Regions from separate parts of the Homo sapiens genome. Here region 2 is linked to region 1. Evidence: chromatin contacts called from ENCODE Hi-C data. All regions are on one chromosome and are shown on one strand. The core of a region is the stretch at or near the end of the contact, and the rest is flanking DNA. Distances in the headings are between cores, read along the strand shown.

Region 1 (4,046 bases), core at 787-3,286:
GGATTGCACTACAGAAGAATGTACCCTGATGTAAATCTCTGCGGTTCTGGGAGCCAAACTCCTCTGAGAACAGTCAGTGCAAGAGACTCCAATAATCCATATTGAAAGAGTCAGCACCAGCAGAGGCTACTCGACTTAGGACGCAACAGAGGTTTTAGTATTTCCTTCCCTCCTCCAAGCACTTGTAGCAGTTTCAGGTTTTTAATTTTTTTCTGCAAATAAATCTAAACTACGTTATTAAATAGAAATAGTTTACTCGCAACAACTTAATTTCTAAGGGTCCAAGTCCCAGAGAATCCATAGTCGTCAAAGCTTTGAGAGTATCTTTCTTCCCAGCCAGTCAGTGGCTTTGAGCCCTATCTTCCACTACAAATGACCTCTCGAGGGGGGACGGCGACAGCGCGGCTCTGTGAGTGGCTGTGAGGATGCTGCACGTCCTCAGCAGAGTTTGCAAGTTGCTTTATCTCCCACGGGCTCCCCAAGAACCTCCAACCCCGAGGCTTATCGCTAGCGGATTCACACCTGAGACAGACATTTCAACAATGATACAGTCCTGTCATTTATCAGCAAAAGATTGGGAATTTTCTCCTGTCAACTTCTTTTGTATTAGGCTGTGTATTGATAGTTAATTCCGTTAAAAATTACTTGGAAAACAGTGGGAAGTGGTAGGACTCTGGAAGAGGCCACACACCCGAGAGCTGCGAGATCTGTGCAAGTCTGGTTTTGGTTAGGTAGTAATAAAAGTCCTCACTGTAGATCTCTAAATTTCAACCCACGGAAATGAAAGCCTTTTGTCTGAAATTTACGGACTTAAATCTTCAAGGTTAAAGGGAATTTTCTGCTCAAATAATACTCTTATCGAAAATGCTAAAGTCTTCAATGTTAAAATACTGATTGGTAAAATCTTGCAGTTGGGATTTTGCAGTTGGATATTTATTTTAAAAAAAATTATAATATTCAGACTATTCTTAAAATGGGACAATCAGCCTCATGAAAAATTGATGTAAATCAGAAGAATACCCTAGAATGAGGCCTTGTGATGTGAGCGTTCAATTTGAAGAGCAGTTCCTAACTTCATAGAAACTAAAGCAGAAAGTTGTTACATTTTTTTTATGACAGGCTTTTAGTAGAATTTTTTAGTTTTATTTTAGTTGAATTTTATTTCTATGCAATGCAGAATTAACAGACCTCTTCTCCTCATGGTACACAGTATTACAGTGTTGAAGTAATGGTGATGCTTATTACAACAGCTATTTAGGGGAATGTTACGTTGATCTCTTAAATTGTAAACACTACAAAATGTCAAAATAATGAGAACTGACACAACTTTGCCTTAAAGAGTACTAGACTGGACCTTCTCATATTACGTTTAAGGAAGACTTAGAGTGTTCATTGATGTTTACGATTTTAATATTTCTGAAGGCCATTACAGTGGCCTGGATATGTGCTGAAAGCCAAACTTTTAAATTTTTTGGTTTTTTTAAGCAAAGAAATATTTTAAATAAATCCTATTTCAACACTGAAATTGTTGAAAACCGTCTCATAACAAAAGGAAAAAACATTGGAATTTTTGTTTTAGTGGTCAGTATAGGGGAATGAAAGCGTCTGTTGTTACCCACGTAACTATTTTGATAAGTATTAGAGGTTAACCTTAAATCCAGCAAAACATTAAAACAGAAACTTTTCAACTTGGAGCCTGCCATTCAGCGTTGAGGTAGATGAGTTCCGACACTGTCACGGCTGTGTTCCCAGCAGCGAAGGCCTCTGCGGAGCTGCCAGTCGTCTTGAACGTGCATGGGCGGCGTGTGACATCTCCAGGGAGGCCGTCCGAAGTCGAGAATCGTCAGCTGTAAGTAGGAGCTACACAGCGCAGAGAAAATGGAACCACCCATCCGTGAGGCCTCTTTCCGGAGGGAGCCGCACACTTGGACTTGAGAGTTTGCCAGCAGCGAGCTCGGATGCATCTCTCCAAAAGCCACCAAGGTCGGCGCGTCTGAAGAGCGTTTTGCGGTCATCAGACTTCCTCATCTGAAAACACAGAACATACTGACCCTTTCAAGTACTTAGTCATTTTCCTGAAAGTGTGGTCTGTTTCAGAATGCTGTGGCAACCAGGTAGGTGTGGCACTGGCCATGTGCCACGTCTTTGCCCTTTGTAGTCTGTCAGATATTAAAGTTTCTAACCCTGTTTTTTTAATCTCCAAGAATGGGGAAAGTGGAATGTAGAGATGGAAGCAGAACGTGATGTTTGGATACAACAGCTATTTAATCCTTTTTTATTTTTTAAGCAAAACACTCAGTTTTCTACCTTATTTTCTAATGTTGATTTCATGGTAATACTGACAGTTGGAAGTGTTTAACATAAAAACTCATTGCTAAAGAGCACTGAGGAAATGGGAGCTAGCGCACTTGTAATAAAAATAAAGACAAAATATTTTCTTGAATGCATATATGTGATTGGGTATTTTAAAAACCAGTATCATCTGTCATCTCCAAAAGATTACAGGAGTCAGCTTGTTAATACAGTAGTGTTAGTAGGTTCTGTATTTTTAATTCAGTACTTAGAATTCTAGGTCCTTTATTGCCCAAAGTCAGCACAGTTAGTTTATACCACAGACTCTGTCTTGGGGCACAGTAGTGGGGCGGGGTAGTGACTTTGCCTAAACATCACCCAGCTGGAACAGAGGCTGAGCGGGGCTTTAGGCACTTGCCAGATGGGAACTGGGTTGCACCCTCCTTGCTCCCTGTCATTTTCTTGTCACTCTTCCTGCTTCCCAGTGTTTTATTTTATGCCTTGCTCGTTGTACATCATGATGACTGATGGTCTTCAAGGTTGTGAGGAAAGCCGTCTCCCTGCTTGACTCGACTGCTGTCCCAGAGGAGAGTCCTGTGCGACCTGAGCGGGGGTGGCTGCCATTTCCAGCATGCAGGTGACTTCCAAAGAATGAGTCAGGTGGCACTGAAAGCCATGGGTTCTGAAGAGGCGAATTTGTTGAAAAGTCCCAAGGGTCTGAATGAAAGCATCTTTAATCAACACTCAACACTCGCAATATTCTAGAAAACCATATACTGTGCTGGTTGAGGCCAAAGGTTAACATTGCTCCACTGTTCACCAAGGAAGGGGGCAGTGGCCATCCGCCGCGGCCTCACGTGCGTTGTAACAAGCCCTCATCACATGTGTGAGTCTTACGTGCACAAAAAGAGAAGGCTTTGGTACTGAAACTGGACACCTTGTGTACTCGATACCTTCACAGCTTCTATTGGACATATTTTCTTTTTAGGAATGAAGGAAAATTCTCCCATTTTTGAGCCATTCTTTTGTCAATTCTACAAAATTGCATGTAACTTTATAAATATTTTTAAAAGATATAGTTTTGTAAATATTTAATATTCCGCTAATTTGATTTTGAATTGTAAATGTCAAGTATTCTGTTTTTGGGGTTTTTATGTTTTATTATACTTTGTTAAAAAGGACAAATTGTACATTTTTAGAATGTTTTTATGAGTAAATTTAATGTACTGAAAATAAAAATTTTAAAAAAGGCTGTTTTATTTCACTAGGTCTTTGTCTCAGAATATGAAGCACACACCTTTTCACATCAGTCTGAATCTCCAAACTAGGGGTTCCATCCTTTCTAGCCTCTCACATTTACAGCAGGGATACCTCATTTTAAATCTGTTGATTCTCAATCAAGTTGCCAAGTGTTTTGTGTTTTTTTTTTTTTTCCAGATGGAGTTTCGCTCTTGTTGCCCAGGCTGGAATGTGGTGACACGATCTCAGCTCACGCCAACCTCCCGGGTTCCAGCGATTCTCCTGCCTCAGCCTCCCGAGTAGCTGGGATTACAGGCATGCGCCACCACGCCCGGCTAATTTTGTATTTTTTAGTAAAGACTTGGGCTTCTCCATGTTGGTCAGGCTGGTCCAGAACTTCGGAGCTCAGGTGATCCTCCCGCCTCAGCCTCCCAAAGTGCTGGGATTACAGGCGTGAGCCACCACACCTGGCCAAGTTTTGTATTTTTTTTTTTTTAAGTGTCCCTGCTAATAAC
Region 2 (4,046 bases), core at 901-3,400, 400 kb before region 1:
GCAACAGAGCAAGACTCAGTCTCAAAAAAAATAACAATAATAGCCATTCTGACTGGTGTGAGATGGTATCTCATTGTGGTTTTGATTTGCATTTCTCTAACAGTGATATTGAGTTTTTTTTCTTATGTTTGTTGGCTGCATGTATGTCTTCTTTGGGAAAGTGTCTGTTCATGTACTTTCCCCACTTTTAAATGGGGTTGTTTTCTTCTTCTATATTTGTTTAAGTTCCTTATAGATGCTGCATTTTAGACCTTTGTCAGATGCATAATTTGCACATATTTTCTCCTATTCTGTAGGTTGTGTGTTTACTCTGTTGATAGTTTCTTTTGCTGTGCAAAACCCTCCTACAGAGCTCTTCTCTGAGTCCTGCACACATGCCCGCCTGGGCTGCTCCGCTCCGGGCTGAGAATCCATAGGGTAAGAGTCGGATTGACAAGCTGCCGCTGTGTGATTGGAGCCTTCGAAGCAAGAGGCAGCAGAGACCAGGTGATGAGTGAGTTGGGAAAACATGGGGAAAATGAATAGATGGGCCCGGGAGGAAGTACTTGCAGCAGGATCTAAGTTTAATTAGATCCCACTTGTCAATTTTTGCTTTGTTGCAATTGCTTTTGGCGTCGTCTTCATGAAATCTCTGCCCGTTCCTGGGTCCAGGATGGTATTGCCTAGGTTGTCTTCCAGGGTTTTGATAGTTTTGGGTTTTACGTTAGGGTCTCAATCCCTCTTTTTTTTTTTTTTTTTTTTTTGAGTTGGAGTCTCACTCTGTTGCCCAGGCTGGAGTGCATGGTGTGATCTCTGCTCACTGCAACCTCCGCCTCTCGGGCTTAAGCAATTCTCCTGCCTCAGTCTTCTGAGTAGCTGAGACTACAGGCGTGTGCTACCATGCCTGGCTAATTTTTGCATTTTTAGTAGAGATGGGGGCTTCACCATGTTGGCCAGGCTGGTCTCGAACTCCTGACTTCAGGTGATCTGCCCACCTCGGCCTCCCAAAGCGTTGGGATTACAAGCGTGAGCCACTGCACCTGGCCTTCCCTGGCTTGTTTTCTAATCGGCGCCCAGCACTGGAGCCGCCCGAGCTCATGACAGGTTTTAGGTGAAAGGACCTGACTTCTTCCTGCAGCAGAAGAGGCTCTGCTGCCACCCAAGGTCCACCTGGGGCTGCAGTGGGGTGCAGGGGCCCCCCCGATCACACCCATCCCTCTATGCTGCTCCGTCCCAGCCCCAGGTGCTCATTACCTCAGCAGAATCACTTCCCCATTTGGCAGTTTTGCATCAAAGTACTCAGAGAATTGGGGAATTTGGAGCTTTACTGTGGTTGGGCAAAGCCGAGGGTGCTGGCTGAGAGGAGAAGGTGGGTCTCCAGGGCCTGGGGACAGTCCTGCAGGCAACCACGCTGCGGCCAGAGTCACCAGCACCTGTGGGCTGCTTCAAAGACCCCACGTGGGAGGAGACCATTTTCTCTCTTCTGGCTCTTCTGAGGGAGGGGTGTGTGGGGCAGAGCTGCCCCCTCCCACTCACAGCTGTTGGGCTCCCTCTGCCCATCTCTGTGCCGCGGCCTGAGCCCTACAGCCTGCTTCAGGGGCTCTCTTGTCCAGGGAATTGCAGTGGGGCCATTGGAGAAAGAACAGAGCGCTGGCCGGGCGCAGTGGCTCACGCCTGTAATCCCAGCACACTGGGAGGCCAAGGCAGGTGGATCGTGAGGTCAGGAGTTCGCGATCAGCCTGGCCAACATAGTGAAACCCCGTCTCTACTAAAAATACAAAAATTAGCTGGGTGTAGTGGTGCGTGCCTGCAGTCCCAGTTACTTGGGAAGCTGAGGCAGGAGAATCACTTGAACCCAGGAGGCGGAGGTTGTGGTGAGCTGAGATCATGCCACTGCACTCCAACCTGGGCAATAGAGCAAGACTGTCTCAAAAGAAAAAAAAAAACGAAAGAGTGCTCAGTGTGCACGCTGCTGCCCCTGCCCATGGTTTGGGAGTGGCTGTGCTTCTCTACAGCTGTGTGGGTGAGTTGCAGCCTACAATATGCTCGAGTCCTAACCCCGGTATCTGTGAATGTGACTCTGTTTGGAAACAGGGTCTTTGCGGATGTGATTATCTAAGATGAGTCATACTTACCGAGGGGCCGTCCCTGAACCCAATGCCAGGTGTCCTTATAAGAAGGGGGAAATTTGGACACAGACACAGAGGAGAGACTGTGTGAGGGGGAAGGCAGGGATTGGAGCGATGCAGCCAGGCACCAAGGGACTCTGGGGGCCACCAGGAGCCGGAAGAGGAAGGAAGGAGCCTCCTCTAGAGCCTCTGGAGGGAGCAGGCCCTGCTGACAACTTGATTTTGGACTTTAGTTCTCCAGGATTGCAGGACCCTCAGTTTCTGTTGTTAGAGCCACCTGTTTTGTGGAAGCTAATGATAGCAGTTCCAGGACACGAATGCCACAGCTGTGAACAGGTTCTAGGAGAATTGCCACCCCAGAAGCGGAAATGATGATCCAGGTGCCTATGCACCTCCCTGCTCCCAGAAGGAACTTGTGCTCAGATCTCCTGCGGGGACCCCGCTGACAACGTTGATCCAAAATCATGCCACTGCACCCCAGCCTGGGTGACAGAGCGAGATTCTGTCTCAAAAAAAAAAGAATACCAGTGGCACAGGACATGGTAAAATGGTTGAGTTATGGGATAGCGGGTGTTAGGGAAACCTCTGGAAATCATACTGGACTTGGGCTTCAACTAGTGTTCAGCATTGGTTTATGGTCCTCTCTTTCCCTTTCTCCTTTCCTTCCACCCCTTCCTTCTTTCTTCTTTGTGTACAGTCACATACACTGAAGCAAACTACCTACGAGGCACCACTTCATGAGTTTTGCCAGACACATACACTTGTTAACCCGAATCCCTATCAAGATAAAGAACATTGTTTAAAATCTTTTAAAAAACAGATTCCTGACCAGGTGTGATGGCTCATGCCTGTAATCCCAGCAGTTTTGGAGGTCAAGGTGCACCCGGCCAATTTCACATTTAAAAAAGAAAAACACATTTTTTACTTCCTTTTAAAAAAATGAAAGATTTAGTAATCTGGGGCTCACCATCCTCAGAGCCTGGAAGTGGCGGGGGCTGAAGGCTGTTGCCCCTTGGTTGTGGCACGCCTCTGCATTTAACCATCATTCCCACCTGCCCACTTCACTCATCTCTTTCCTGGGTCTGGGCCCTGTAGCTCTTTGAGATTTCAACTCCCGGCCTGTATAAAAACCATCCTCAAGACAACAACAATCCAAAGGAGGCCAACATGTTGCAGAACCTACGCAGTTGTGCAACATGGTGGCCCAGGTCCAAGCACCTCTCCTCAACCTGGAGCTCACAGAGCAAAGGAGACTATAGGTGTGAAGGTCCCAGAGAGAACAGTGGGAGGTGAGATGGGTTATACATTCAGGACAGTCTGCCGGGTGGGATTAGGATTGCAGGCATCACCACCACCCTGTCTGCACCAGTGGCAGACATAAGCAATCGATGGCAGCACTGTCTCTCCCAGCCCGGGTTTTTCAGTCTTGGTCACTGGGATTGGGGGCTGGATAATTCTTCACTGTGGGGTTAATTGGTTGTTTCCTGTGCATTGCAGGATGCTTAGCAGCATCCTTGGCCTCCACCGACTGGAGGCCAGCAGCAACCTCCCCGTTAGTTAATTGTGACAACCCAAAAATATTTTACGCCAAGTTTGTCCGACCTGTGGCCCAGTGCAGCTTTGAATGAGGCCCAACACAAATTTATAAACTTTTTTTTTTTTTTTGAGATGGAGTCTTGCTCTGTTGCTCAGGCAGGAGTGCAGTGGCGTAATCTCAGCTCACTGGAACCTCTGCCTCCTGGGTTCAAGAAATTATCCTGCCTCAGCCTCCCAAGTATCTGGGACTACAGGCAGGCACCACCACGCCTGGCTAATTTTTGTATTTTTAGTAGAGACGGGGTTTCACCATGTTGGCCAGGCTGGTCTCGAACTCCTGACCTCAGTGATCCACCCACCTCAGCTTCCCAAAGTGCTGAGATCATAGGCATGAGCCACTGC

The links. Hi-C counts contacts between places; a loop is a spot of excess contacts on that map. Pooled maps may share reads with other maps.
Region 2: a pooled map shows a loop between it and region 1 (5-fold over the local background). The contact joins two enhancer-like sites. A Hi-C loop is called at or near these places in 2 of 37 single-sample maps with no recorded cell type and 2 of 50 pooled maps.

Annotation. Positions count from the first base shown.
Region 1 is chr16:87,405,746-87,409,791 of GRCh38, reverse strand. ZCCHC14 (zinc finger CCHC-type containing 14) reads left to right here. Exons shown (of 13, transcript NM_015144.3): 13 at 1-3,544. Among named protein-coding and RNA genes, the nearest start is that of MAP1LC3B, 15 kb to the right of the region's middle. RefSeq lists enhancers at 1,651-2,090, 1,411-2,610. Within about 2 kb of position 2,036, at least 8 of the 41 ENCODE cell types and tissues checked have a DNase peak (open chromatin) inside an H3K27ac peak, as active enhancers do.
Region 2 is chr16:87,807,740-87,811,785 of GRCh38, reverse strand. No RefSeq gene overlaps it. Among named protein-coding and RNA genes, the nearest start is that of MIR6775, 25 kb to the left of the region's middle. RefSeq lists enhancers at 1,411-1,590, 2,261-2,320, 3,980-4,046. Within about 2 kb of position 2,150, at least 5 of the 41 ENCODE cell types and tissues checked have a DNase peak (open chromatin) inside an H3K27ac peak, as active enhancers do.